Linked DNA regions of Homo sapiens: region 1 is linked to region 2. The links are chromatin contacts, found by Hi-C or POLR2A ChIA-PET in ENCODE. All regions are on one chromosome and are shown on one strand. Each heading gives the region's core, a stretch centred on a gene start or an enhancer-like site at or near the end of the contact. The rest is flanking DNA. Distances are from core to core; before and after follow the strand shown.

Evidence for each region. Hi-C counts contacts between places; a loop is a spot of excess contacts on that map. ChIA-PET counts read pairs that join two places held with the same protein, here RNA polymerase II (POLR2A). Pooled maps may share reads with other maps.
Region 1: a pooled map shows a loop between it and region 2 (3-fold over the local background). The contact joins the promoter of KHSRP here to the enhancer-like site in region 2. A Hi-C loop is called at or near these places in 1 of 37 single-sample maps with no recorded cell type and 7 of 50 pooled maps. POLR2A ChIA-PET finds 5 or more read pairs at or near these places in 2 of 52 experiments (activated CD4-positive, alpha-beta T cell and activated naive CD4-positive, alpha-beta T cell).

Annotation. Positions count from the first base shown.
Region 1 is chr19:6,420,804-6,427,000 of GRCh38, reverse strand. KHSRP (KH-type splicing regulatory protein) reads left to right here and starts at 2,190. Exons shown (of 19, transcript NM_001366299.1): 1 at 2,190-2,548; 2 at 4,565-4,661; 3 at 5,313-5,351; 4 at 5,684-5,723. The coding sequence starts at 2,300. It overlaps SLC25A41 (solute carrier family 25 member 41), which reads left to right. Exons shown (of 7, transcript NM_173637.4): 7 at 440-964. The coding sequence ends at 612. RefSeq lists an enhancer at 1,763-1,882.
Region 2 is chr19:6,639,407-6,646,116 of GRCh38, reverse strand. No RefSeq gene overlaps it. Among named protein-coding and RNA genes, the nearest start is that of TNFSF14, 27 kb to the left of the region's middle. RefSeq lists an enhancer at 6,395-6,444. Within about 2 kb of position 4,181, at least 4 of the 41 ENCODE cell types and tissues checked have a DNase peak (open chromatin) inside an H3K27ac peak, as active enhancers do.

The DNA of each region.
Region 1 (6,197 bases), core at 941-3,440, 220 kb after region 2:
CTGATCCCAGCCCACTTTTGATAACTTTTGAGACTGCGTCTCAAAAATATATATATAAAAATTAGCCAGGCATGGTAGTATGGACCTGTGGTCCCAGCTACTTGGGAGGCTGAGGCTGGAGGATCCCTTGAGTTCTGGAGGTCGAGGCTGCAGTGAGCTATGATCGTGCCTCCACACTCCAGCCTGCGCAACAGAGAGAGACCCTATCCCCACTCCCACCCCTCAAGAAAATTTCCTAAAATTAATCCTGATAACTACTACTCAGAAACTCCCCCACTCCTCCTCAAACTGACCAATTTCCTCTAAGACTCTTCAAACTGTTTTCCTACTGACCCCTGGGGCCCCTACCCGTGGCTTCAGCACCTGTCCGCAACATTCCAGACTCCTAGGAGGCCCGGTCATCTCTGGCCTAGTCCTGATCTTGCCTGTGTCCCTGCAGATACCGTGGAGGGCTCAAATCCCACCATGCGCGGAGTCCTCCAGCGGATCCTGGCCCAGCAGGGCTGGCTAGGGCTGTACCGAGGCATGACCCCCACGCTACTGAAGGTCTTACCAGCAGGTGGCATCAGCTATGTGGTGTACGAAGCCATGAAGAAAACCCTGGGCATATAGGCTGTGAGCTGGACGACACAGCCTAGGCAGAAATGGGACAGGAGGACCTGATGACCCCTGGCCCCAAAGAGCCCTCGAGGCCTCAAGGTTCAGGCCCTGGGGCAGTTTTTGGTGGCAAAAGCAGGCTGGGGGTGGGGGTGGGGCTCTGGGTCAGAAGATTCCTGAAGCTGGGGTTGGTGGTGGGTGGAGGGGGGCAGTGCTGGGTCAGAAAACTCCTGGGACTCCCTCCCCAGGGTGCAGCCTGAGACAAGAAACGTGGACTCCAGTCTGGCCCCTTGTGGGTCGTCCTGGCTCCAGGGCGAAATGGTGAACATGTCACACAACAAGGAATAAAGAGATGGTTTTTGCTGAACGTGTCTGGATACTTGGGCCTAGGAGTGGAACTGGGTGCATGAGATCCCTGGACCCAGTAGGGGAGCTGGGGACCTTGGGCCTCTGGGTCCTGAATGGGAATTTGTGTCCAGGAGAGGAAGTGAGGACCTAGGATAGGAGCTTGAGGCTTGGATCCCAGGGCCTTAGGCGAAGGGAGTGAGGGGTGTGAAGTGAGGGGTGTGATCGAGGCTGTGATCCCTCGATCCCGGTTGTTGGAACGGTTCTGGACTCGTGAGTGGGGCTGGTTCCTTGAGTCCTGCAAGAGAACTGGACGCTCTAGATGGGGGGTCGAGAGAGAAGAAGGCCCGGGGGATCCCGAGTTTCCTGCTTTCCGGCCTCCCCACCTCCGGAAGCGCTCGATCTCTAAGGCTTCAAGCGGGCCACGTGCCGGGCCTACCCAACCAGGCTGCCGGTGAGCTAACCCAGACATCAGGCCTGAGTTCGGGCAGCCGATTGCCACCGCCCACGTCGGCTGCCATTCACTACAGTTCCCGCTAATCCCCTCGCTGTCTGGTGGCCGACTCCGCCCCAATGCAGCGGCGCTTCCACTGGCTCCCACCAAAAGTGGGCGCTTTGATTTCCTTCATTCCCATTTGTCCAGACCAGTGTCAGTCACCGAACACCCACCCATGTCGCTCAGCCATTGGCTTAGAAGTCAGGGATAGAAAAGGATTCTGGTTAACAAGGGAAGCAATTAAAGTCCAAAGCCAACCTCATCACCCAGAACTCGTCAGGAATTGGATTAATTGGCTGCCCATCTTTACAAGCACCACCTCTCACGTGCATTCATTGGCTTGTGTCCACGACTATCAAACCTAACGCCCACCCAGCCGGTCCATAGGAGTCTTCCACTAGGCCCGGCCTTACAGTCCACGTGACTCTTCAGAACCGTCAATCTAATTCTGAAGCCGCCCCGCGAATCTGGCACTCGCGTTTCATTGGGCCTCCTGCCTTCTCAGATCTCCTTCATTTGCCCGCCCAGCACGGGCAGCTCGCAGCTATTGCCTCTGAGAGCTGTCAGTCACTCTGAGCCTCCCGCCCACTGCCCCTCATTGCACTCCGATTGGCCACCTCCTACAGAGCTCGCGATTGGTGTCCGGGGTGCGGCGGCTGCCTCCCATTGGCCCGCCGGAGTCGTCCGTCACGTCGGCGGCGGGAGGGGCGACTCTCTCCCCCCTCGTCGTCCTCCCAGCGGCTGGGTTCCCAGAGTGCTCCGCGGCCGTGTGGAGCGAGGCCTTGTTCCCGCGTTGAGCCGCCGCCGCCGCCGCCGCCTCCTCAGCTTCAGCCTCCGCGCCAGGCCCGGCCCCGCCGCGCCATGTCGGACTACAGCACGGGAGGACCCCCGCCCGGGCCGCCGCCGCCCGCCGGCGGGGGCGGGGGAGCCGGAGGCGCCGGGGGAGGCCCTCCGCCGGGCCCGCCAGGCGCGGGGGACCGGGGCGGCGGCGGTCCCGGCGGCGGCGGCCCGGGCGGGGGGTCGGCCGGGGGCCCCTCTCAGCCACCCGGCGGAGGCGGCCCGGGAATCCGCAAGGACGCTTTCGCCGACGCCGTGCAGCGGGCCCGCCAGGTGAGGAGGCCGAGGGCCTGAGGGGCGCGCTCGCGCGCGCGCGCAGGCGGGGGAGGGGGCGGGGGTCACGTGCGCGCGCGCGCGCAGGGTCGCGGAGGGGGGCCGGGGCCGTCGCGGGGTCACGTGGGCGGTAGGCGGGGGCCTGGCCCTCCCGCTGCGCCTCGAGTGGGATCCCAACGGGTGACCCCCCTGCAGGGAGTAGGGGCGCACTGGGGGTCACCAGGAGCGGCGCCTGGGTGTGCAGGCGCCCCGGAGCTCGGAGACGCACTTTTGGGACCCCCCCCTTAGCCCCCCGGCCTTAGGACATGCCTGGAGGCAGGGGTCCACCTTCCCGGGCGGAGGGCCTTTACTCTCCCCTCCATATCAGGGCAAAGGGCAGTGTTTGCCCCCAACCCAGTCCCATTTCTGTCCCCTCTCTAGGAGAAAGGGACATTGTGGGGGTGGGAGGGACAGTCCTTCCTCTTCAGTCGGGAAAGTGGATGGGGACCTGTCTAGGGCTGAGCACTTGGGCGAAATGGGGAAGACGAGCATGGGGACTGGCTCTTGGATGCTTTGGTGGCTTGAAAGCGTGGTCTGTCTCTTTGGGGGAAAGAAGGGAGGGTCTCCCACCCCCGTGTATTGAGGCGTAATGACAAGGAAGTGTCACATGCTGCTAGGACTGACCTCTCCAGCTCCATTTGCAGCCTCCCCATGGCCTGGAGGGGTGGGGGTCGGTAGAATGGGAGGACTTTGCCGCCGACCGGCTCCTGGGCTGTCCCAATGCCTCCGGGGCTAGAGACTGGCTCCTCCCAAGGTGGGAGGTCCCGTTAAGTGAACGCCTGTGTTCTGGCCCTCTGTCGTCTCTCTCACCCTTGGAGTTGGGTGGGTTCTAGCGTGCATTTGGTCTTATTGCCCATGGAACCGTCTGATTCTGGGACAGCTTGAAGGGAGGAAGCTGGTGCTGTCAGTTGGTGGGGACAGGCCCCCTGTGGGCATCCCATGAGTTTTGGCTCTAGGGCAGCGTAGAAAAATGGAGACTGGTGGAAAGGGAGATTCTTAACATGGTTTGGGTTTCTAAACCCCAGACTCTGATCCTAAGTTTGCTGGGTTGAGGTTTCTTTAAAGTTGCTCTTCACGTGTCTGAGATGTAACTTGTGTCCCATAGAGTCTTGGTTTTTTGTTTGTTTGTTTGTTTTTTGGAAACAGTCTCAATATCACCCAGGCAGGGGTGCAGTGGCACGATCTCAGCACACCACAGCCTCCACCTCTCCAGTTGAAGTGCTCCTCCTGCCTCAGCCTCCCGAGTAGCTGGGATTATAAGTGTGCACCACCACACCCAGCTAATTTTTGTATTTTTAGTAGAGATGGAGTTTGACCATGTCAGCCAGTCTGTCTCGAACTCCTGAGTTCAAGTGATCTGCCCGCCTCGGCCTCCCAAAATGCTGGGATTACAGGCATAAGTCACAGTGCCCAGCCATCCAGAGAGTCTTCTGTTTTGGTCAAATGAGGATTTCATATCCCTTGAAGTGATCGCTTTGCTCAAATTTATTCAATAAATTGATAAAAGGATTTTGAGAGTGGGGGAGATAGGGGAAAATTGAACTCTTCAGCATCCCAGGAAAACGGGGCTAAAAAAAAACACACTTTCTGGTTTTCTGAGCTGGGGCCACTGGCAGGAGGAAGTGTCTGAAAGCTCTTGGAGATGACCTGGGAACCCTCCCTGACACCTGAGCCTCTGTTCCTTGTCACCCCTAGAACGAAGTCAGTGTGGATTATGGGCTGGCCACAATTAAGACACAAATCCCAGGAGAAGGGAAGAGGGGAATTTTGATATTCCCAGTTAACTGGTGAGAACCTTGAGGCCTAGGTTCAAAACTCCTAGGATGTCTTAACCAACTGACTCTTCCCTAAGTTGGAGGGCCAGACACCAAGACCTGATGGGCTTTCGTGTCCAGGAGATGTTCTGAGAAGTTGACCTGGGTGCCATGGAGGGTTGTTTTTGGTGGTAATTCTTCTGTGCTTACTACTTTATTCTAGATTGCAGCCAAAATTGGAGGCGATGCTGCCACGACAGTGAATAACAGCACTCCTGATTTTGGTTTTGGGGGCCAAAAGAGACAGTTGGAAGATGGAGGTAACTCCCTGCTGCTGCCTTTAGCTTAGGAGGAAGGGCTGGGGGCCTAAAGAGGTGCTTTTGTTTGAGTGTGGTTCAGAGGGGGTGGGTGTCACTGTTGTTTGGTCTTTTAAAACCTCAGCAATCCCGGCCTTGTTAATTCTTCTTGTTCCGTCTGCCATCCTGAGGTATCAGGTGGCAGAGAGGAGGGCAGATTGATTGTGACTGGGTCGAAGTTGTAAGTTCCCAAGATGATTCCTCCCTTTCTGGGAGGCTGAGGCAACCTGGAGCAGTTACTGAGGCTTGATGTGAAGTTGGCCCAGCTCTGGGGTGCGTAGTGTGACCCCAAGTAGCGGATGATCAACCCTGACCAACTCCACTGTTATCCACGACACCCTCCCTGCTAGAGGCAGGTCCTGTCCTAAACCGGGAGGACTCAGGTGCCTGGTGGTGGTTGCGTGTTCTGAAGGCTTTTTTACTCTGAGCGTTGGTGGCGGAATTGGCGGGGTCTGGCCTCCCTCAGGGGCCAGTCTCTCCTGGGCTCCTGTCTCAGCTCCTGTTAAGGGTGGGGGCCGAGGGGCACTGTTTACCTTGGACATGTGGCACCAGCATCAGGTTCGAGGCGGCCGTGGGTGGGTGGGTGCTGCATCTGCCATCCTCTCTCTTTCCCAGATCAACCGGAGAGCAAGAAGCTGGCTTCCCAGGGAGACTGTAAGTCCAGGGGGTCTGGTGGCAGATATGTGGCTTCAGAGGGTTGAGGTTTTCAGGAGTCAGGAGCTGGAAGCACTGAGGAGGTGGCAGCTCTTTACAGAGGCCCCTGGTGCTTCATTCTGGGGCCCATACGTTTGAGGGATCCCAGGAACCCTGAAATTGAGGGAGATGAGCTCTGTGCTTTTATGGGGAGGAATCCACAGCATCCATGAGGCACTGGAGCAGGCTGGGGACCGTGGTGCCGGGCTCAGCTCCCACTGACCCGGGGCAGGCAGTGCCAAGTGCCCGAGGAGGAGCTAAGCCAGTCTTTGCTTTGGGTTTTCTCTCTACAGCAATCAGTTCTCAACTTGGACCCATCCATCCTCCCCCAAGGTAAGCCATGGTGGGGCCCACACTGCTTTCTTGTCTGTTGGCCAGCAGACTGGCCTTTCTGCTGACTTGGGAGGGCTCTGACTGGGGGCACATCTCTCAGGTTTTATCCCCCAGTGCCAGTTGACCAGAGTGCTCAGACGGGAATGAGGCAGAGGAGCTGTGTCCGTTCCTCGTACCCCTTGTCTGAAGGGCTGTGGGAGGGGAGCGTCGTGGCAGTCACTGTAGTGATAGGGTGGTCTCCGCACCCTATGGCTTCCTCCGCTGGGGTGGGGACTCTGAGCAGCACAAATGTCGTCTTCCTGGAAGAGGCTAGGAGGGCCTTGCTTCCCTCCCTCACACATCTGCAAGTGCCCATCCCACTCAGTGCTGTGGAGCTCAGGGCTCTTTGCCACCTCTTTGCCCCACCAGATGGACTGAGGTGAACCTGACACAGGGCAGTTGTCAGGGGTCATTTTTTGTTTGTTTGTTTTTAAT
Region 2 (6,710 bases), core at 2,932-5,431:
AGGATTCTCCAGAGAAATGGAACCATTAAGTTTCATATATATATATATATATATATCTCAAACATTGGAGGTCTTTCAGCAGGAGACTGATGTGGTTAGATCACATCAGTGATCTAATGGTGGGGGCCAGAAGAGTGGATTCATAGCACCCCTGTTAGGACAGGGGTGAGACATGAAGAGAGAGGATTCTGATCAGAGAAGGAACAGCAGGCTCCAGCATCAAAGTTGGGAGGGAGGTTTTGGGGTAAGGAGACAAAAAGATAAGCTCAGCCTTCCTCCATAAAGCTTTTTCTGAATCTCACCCACATCCCATCTCCTCCATTCCTGGGCTCCATCCCTGGGGCTCCATTCTTCCAGCCCTGACCACATAGAACTAAAAGCATCTTGTCCAGCTGTGACTCCTCCACCCATCCCAGAGGATCCTCAAAAAAAGGAGCCTGGACATGAGTTATTCTGGGGTCCCCTACACCCAGTAAGGGGTCCAGGAAAAATGTTCTGCAGGATTTCTGCAACGGGAGAGAGCTCAGTGGTCTGAGGCCATGGAAGGCTGGATGAGGATCAGGAAGATCTCAGTGAACAGGGAGGAAATTCAGGGCCATCGCTAGTCTAAGGCTGCAGTGGAGGGTGACCATGGCAGGGGTCACAGAGGAAAATGAGGCAGGGCAAGGGGAAATTGTAAATGCCAGTGTAAAGAATTGTGGTGTCAGTTATAGGCAATAGAGAGTTTCCATCATTAACACCACAAGGAGCAGCATTTAACCAATGATGGATGGGATTTAGTGGATAAATACCCGGCTTCCCTGTCCCCAGGGTGGGACAACTCCAAGGCATAGTCTACACAGTCACCCCAAAGTCCCCAATGGGATAGCCCATAGCAGACACCTGTGCACTAATACACCCTGTATTAGTTCCTACCCATACCTCTTCTCACATTTCCTGGGGATGCCTTTGTGGTGTACAGACCCTGGGGTGATTTCCCAAAAATTCCTACCTCCTGGCATCCAAGCCTTTGTATAATCCCCTCTCCTTGAGTTCCAGCAGAACCTGACTTGCTTCTAACCAATAGAAGATGACAAAGATGGCCAGGTGTGTGGTGGCTTGCACCGGTAATCCTAGCACTTTGGGAGGCCAACGCGGGAGGACTGCTTGAGCCCAGGAATTGGAAACCAGCCTGAGCAACATAGTGAGATCGCATCTCTACAAAAATTTTTTTTTAAGTTAGCTAGGCATGGTGGCGCATGCCTGTAATCCCAGCTACTCAGGAAGCTGAGGCAGAAGGATCACTTGAGTTCAGGAGTTCAAGACCAGCCTGGGCAACATGGCAAGACCCTGGCTCTGCAAAAAATTTAAAAACTTAGCCAGGTGTGGTGGCACACGCCTGTAGTCCCAGCTACTCAGGAAGCTGAAGCAGGAGGATCGCTTGAGTTCAGGAGTTCAAGACTGGCCTGGGCAACATAGCAAGACCTTGGCTCTACAAAAAAATTTATTTTATTTTATTTTATTTTATTTTATTTTATTTTATTTTATTTTATTTTATTTGAGACAGACTCTCACTCTGTTGCCCAGGCTGGAGTGCAGTGGCGTGATTTCGGCTCACTGAAACTTCCACCTCCCAGGCTTAAACAATTCTCCTGCTTGGACCTCCTGAGTAGCTGGGATTACAGGCATGTGCCACCACGCCCAGCTAATTTTTATAGTTTTAGTAGAGATGGGGTTTTGCCATGTTGGCCAGGCTGGTCTCAAACTCCTAACCTCAGGTGATCCGTCTGCCTCGGCCTCCCAAAGTGCTAGGATAATAGGTGTGAGCCACTGCACCCGGCCTACAAAAAATTTTAAAAATTAGCCAGGCGTGGTAGCACATGCCTGTAGTCCCAGCTACTCAGGAGGCTGAGGTGGAAGGACTGCTTGAGTCCAGAAGTTTGAGGCTGCAGTGAGCTATGATCACACCACTGCACTCTAGTCTGGGCAACAGAACGAGATGCTGTCTCAATTTAAAAAAATAAAAATAAAAATTTAAAAGATGGCAAAGGTGATGGGCTATCACTCCCTTGATTAGGTTACATTATATAGGACTATCAGACTGGAATGAGAGGTTCCCTGATGGCCTTGAAGAAGCACATTGCCAGCTGTGAACTGCCTATGGAAAGGGTCATATGGCACAGAACGGCAAGAAGCCTCTAAAAGCCGAGGGCCTCAATCTTACCACCACAAGGAACCGAATTCTGCCAACAACCAGCTGAGCTTGGAAAAGGACTGCAAACTCCGGGAAAGAATGTAGTGCAGTCGACATATGAACTGTAGTCTTGAGACCCACAGCACAATGCTCAATTAAACTGTCCGTCTACCTGAACTTTTTTTTTTTTTTAGACGGAGTTTCACTCTTGTCGTCCAGGCTGGAGTGCAATGGCGCGATCTTGGCTGACTGCAACCTCCACCTCCCAGGTTCAAGCCATTCTCCCGCCTCAGCCTCCCAGTACCTGGGATTACAGGCACCTGCCACCACGCCCAACTAATTTTTGTATTTTTAGTAGAGGCAGGGTTTCACCATGTTGGCCAGGCTGGTCTCAAACTCCCGACCTCAGGTGACTCGCCTGCCTCAGCCTCCCAAAGTGCTGGGATTACAGACGTGAATCTGTACCTGGACTTCTGACTGAGGACACTGAGATAATGATAAAGATGTGGGCCAGGCGCAGTGGCTCATGCCTGTAATCCCAGCATTTTGGGAGGCCGAGGCGGGCGGATCACAAGGTCAGGAGATCGAGACCATCCTGACTAACATGGTGAAACCCCATCTCTACTAAAAATACAAAAAATTAGCCGGGTGCGGTGGCGGGTGCCTGTAGTCCCAGGTACTCGGGAGGCTGAGGCAGGAGAATGGCGTGAACTCGGGAGGCGAAGCTTGCAGTGAGCCAAGATTGCACCACTGCACTCCAGCCTGGGCGACAGAGCGAGACTCTGTCTCAAAAAAAAAAAAAAAAAAAAAAAAAAAGATAAAGATGTGTTGTTTTAAGCTGCCAGGTTCTTGATAATTTCATTTCTTACACAGCAATAGCTAGCTAATAAACCTCTTGCCCCCACATCTTTTTCCCAGGGTCTGCTTTTATGGGAACTCAAACTAAGGCACAAAAGCAGTTTATATAAATCTCAATCCAGGCGGGGCATGGAGGCTCACGCCTGTAATCCCAGCCTTTGGGAGGTCGAGGCAGGTGGATCACCTGAGATCAGGAGTTCGAGACCAGCCTGGCCAACGTGCCAAAATCCCATCTCTACAAAAATTAGCTGGGCGTGGTGCCACATGCCCGTGGTCCCGGCTACTAAGGGAGCTGAGGCGGGAGGATCCAGTGAGCCTGGGAAGTGGAGGTTGCAGTGAGCCGAGATCATGCCACTGCACTCCAGCCTGGGTGACAAAGCGAGACCCTGTCTCAAAAAAAAAAAAAAAAAAAAATTAAATCTCAATCCACAAGGAGTGCAAAGTTAACTTTATTTTTTCATTAACGTAACGTTATTTATATTTCAAGACCCCTTTGTACCAGAATGCTGAGAACCTGCCAACAGTCCCTCGGAAACCATCTCTCCCTACATCCTGCTTTCCCAAGACTGTCAAAGTTCCAGGGAGCTTTGGAATTGCGGAGGCATTAAGGGTGAAGAAAAGACTAATTCTCAAAATGCATGTCCATAAGGTCCCCACCATCCGTCTGCTCCTGGCCTATGAGACCTTCTTTCTTGTCCTTGTTCCTTAGAAAGGCAGCGCCTTGGCTGAGCGTGGTGGCTCACGCCTGTAATCCCATCACTTTGAGAGGCCGAGGTGGGTGGATCACAAGATCAAGAGTTCAAGACCATCCTGGCTAACACGGTGAAACCCCCGCCTCTACTAAAAATACAAAAATTAGCTGGGCGTGGTTGTGCACACCTGTAGTCCCAGCTACTGGGGAGGCTGAGGCAGGAGAATCGCTTGAACCCAAGAGGCGGAGCTTGCAGTGAGCAGAGATCGCACCACTGCACTCCAGCCTGGGTGACAGAGTGGGACTCTGTCTCAAAAAAAAAAAAGAAAGAAAGAAAGGCAGCACTTTCTCTACTACTCCTATACCTTGCTCGTGAGGCCGATTTTCAGCTGAGTTGAGGCACAGGAAACTTTTTGAGGCTTTCTGTGGCTTCAGATGCCCAAAGCCACTATTAAGTCACTTCCTTTTTTGGAGACCTGCCGCTTCTCTGGTCTCTGTTGTGGTGAGCAGAGTCCAAGCCTTCTCTATCTTTAGGTTCCTCTAAAACTCCTCTGGGGAACTTTCCATGTTTCTAGATCTCTACCTAAAAAGCAGGGTGTAGGAACTTTCCTCCATGGTACGGGCCTCACTATGTTCCCCCGAAATTTACACACTGAAGTCCTCGCCCCCACCACCTCAGAATTTGACTGTATTTGAAGATTGAATCTTCGAAAAGGTAATTAACTTAAAATGAGGCCCTTAAGATGAGCTCCAATTCAATAAGATTAGGGTCTGTATAAGAAAAGGAGATTAGGACAGGGATACAGAAAAAGGGACCATCTTATAAAGACACAGGGAGGGCAGGGCGTGGTGGCTCATGCCTGTAATCCCAGCACTTTGAGAGTCTGAGGCAGAAGGATTGCTTGAGCCCAGGGGTTCAAGGCTGCAGTGAGCTACGATCATATGACTGCACTCCAGCAGCCTGGAGTGCATTTAACCCTGGATTGAAAAATCACAGGGAGAAGCCTGGTGAAACTGATTTTGGAGTCTGGGCTCCAGAACTTTAAGATAATAGACTTGTGTTGTTGTTTTTGTTAAGAGACCAGCTGTCAGCCAGGCTGGAGTGCAGTGGTGCGATCATAGCTCACTGCAGCCTCAAACTCTTGGGCTCAAATGATCCTCCTGCCTCAGCCTCCCAAGTTGCTGGGAATACAGGCCCATGCCATGGCACCCGACTAACTTTTTAATTTTTTGTAGAGTCAGAGTCACGCTATGTTGCCCTGGCCGGTCTTGAACTCCTGGCTCAAGCGATCCTCCCACCTTGGCTTCTCAAAATGCTGGGGCTACAGGCATGCACCACCATGCCTGGCTAATTTTTTTTTTTTTTTGTAGACATGGGGTATCACTATGCTGCCCAGGATGGTCTCAAACTCCTGGCTTCTCACTACACTCCCACCTCGGCCTCCCAAAGTGCTGGGACTGCAAATGTGAGCCACTGTACCCAACCAATCTGTGTTGTTTTAAGCCATTAAGTGTGTGGTAATTTGTTACAATAGCAATAGGAGAACGGTGGGGATTGGGTAGCACACCACAGCATCCGCTATAGCCCGCCCCTTAAGCCACTCAGATTCATTTGGGGTTTGTGTGTGTGTGTGTGTTTGTTTGTTTGTTTGTTTGTTTGTTTTTGGCTGGAGTGCAGTGTCACGATCTCGGCTCACTGCAACCTCTGCCTCCTGGGTTCAAGCGATTCTCCTGTCTCAGCCACCCGAGTAGCTGGGGTTACAGGTGCCCCCCATCACGTCCAGCTAAGTTTTGTATTTTTAGTAGAGATGGGGTTTCACTATGTTGGCCAAGCTGGTCTCCAACTCCTGGCCTCAGGTGATTCGCCCAACTGAGCCTCCCAAAGTGCTGGGATTACAGGAGTGAGCCATGGCGCCCGGCCCAGATTCATTTGTTTTATAAGGAGACTCACTGCATTTGAGGACAGCTACTTAGGATTCTTGGTCTCTATGCCAGCCAGAAAATGAAGGTTGGTGGGATGAGCCACAGTTTACACTGCAGGAGTGGAGTCTAGCAGCCCCCGTGAGTGTTCACCCTCTCCCTCTCCCACTGTCCCTTCTAGAGTCCCTTCATCTTCAGGTGGCCCTTCTGTTGGTGTAGGTGGCTCACCTGGTGGGGTCACCTAGATCCTCATCCCTGAGGGATCTGAGACCTTGCTCACCATGTCTTTAGGCCCTTAAGGGCGACATTAATCTCTGCTATTCCACTGTGATGCAACCTTGCATTTGTTTTTGTTTTTGTTTGTGTTTGTGCTTTTGCTTTTGCTTTTTTTGAGACAGAGTCTCACTCTGCAGCCCAGGCTGGAGTGCAGTGGCACAGTCTTGGCTCACTGCAACCTCCGGCTTCCAGGTTCAAGTGACCCACCTGCCTCAGCCTCCCTAGTAGCTGGGTCCACAGGCACGTGCCGCCACGCCCGGCTAATTTTTGTATTTTTAGTAGAGTCGGGGTTTCACCATGTTGGCCAGGCTGGTCTCGAGCTCCTGGCCTCAGGTGATCCACCTGCCTTGGCCTCCCAAGGTGCTGGGATTACAGGCATGAGCCACCGTGCCTGGCCCAACCTTGCATTGATTTACTGTCTTGGTCAGTGAGAGGTGACAAGGAAAGTGATTTTAGAGGTCTCCATTGGTCTTATCCACAGGAAAAGTTTGCTGACACCTCATCTACTGAGTCATTTCCACATGCTCAGTGCTTAACCCAGATCATCTTAACCCCTGCGATGTTGATACTATGATTGTCCCCTAACTACAGATGAGCTAACGGAGGCACGAGGGAGTGAGGTCACCAGTGCAAGGTTCTTCAGCTAGGAAGTGGTAGATCCTTCTGGTTTCAGAGCCCTTGCCCTAACCCACTCACCTATATCTTCTGGGTGGATATATGGGCTGGTATCAGCCTATGCATAGACCCCATTTTATTATCTGCTCTCCTACTGATGGACACGTAGCCTGCTTC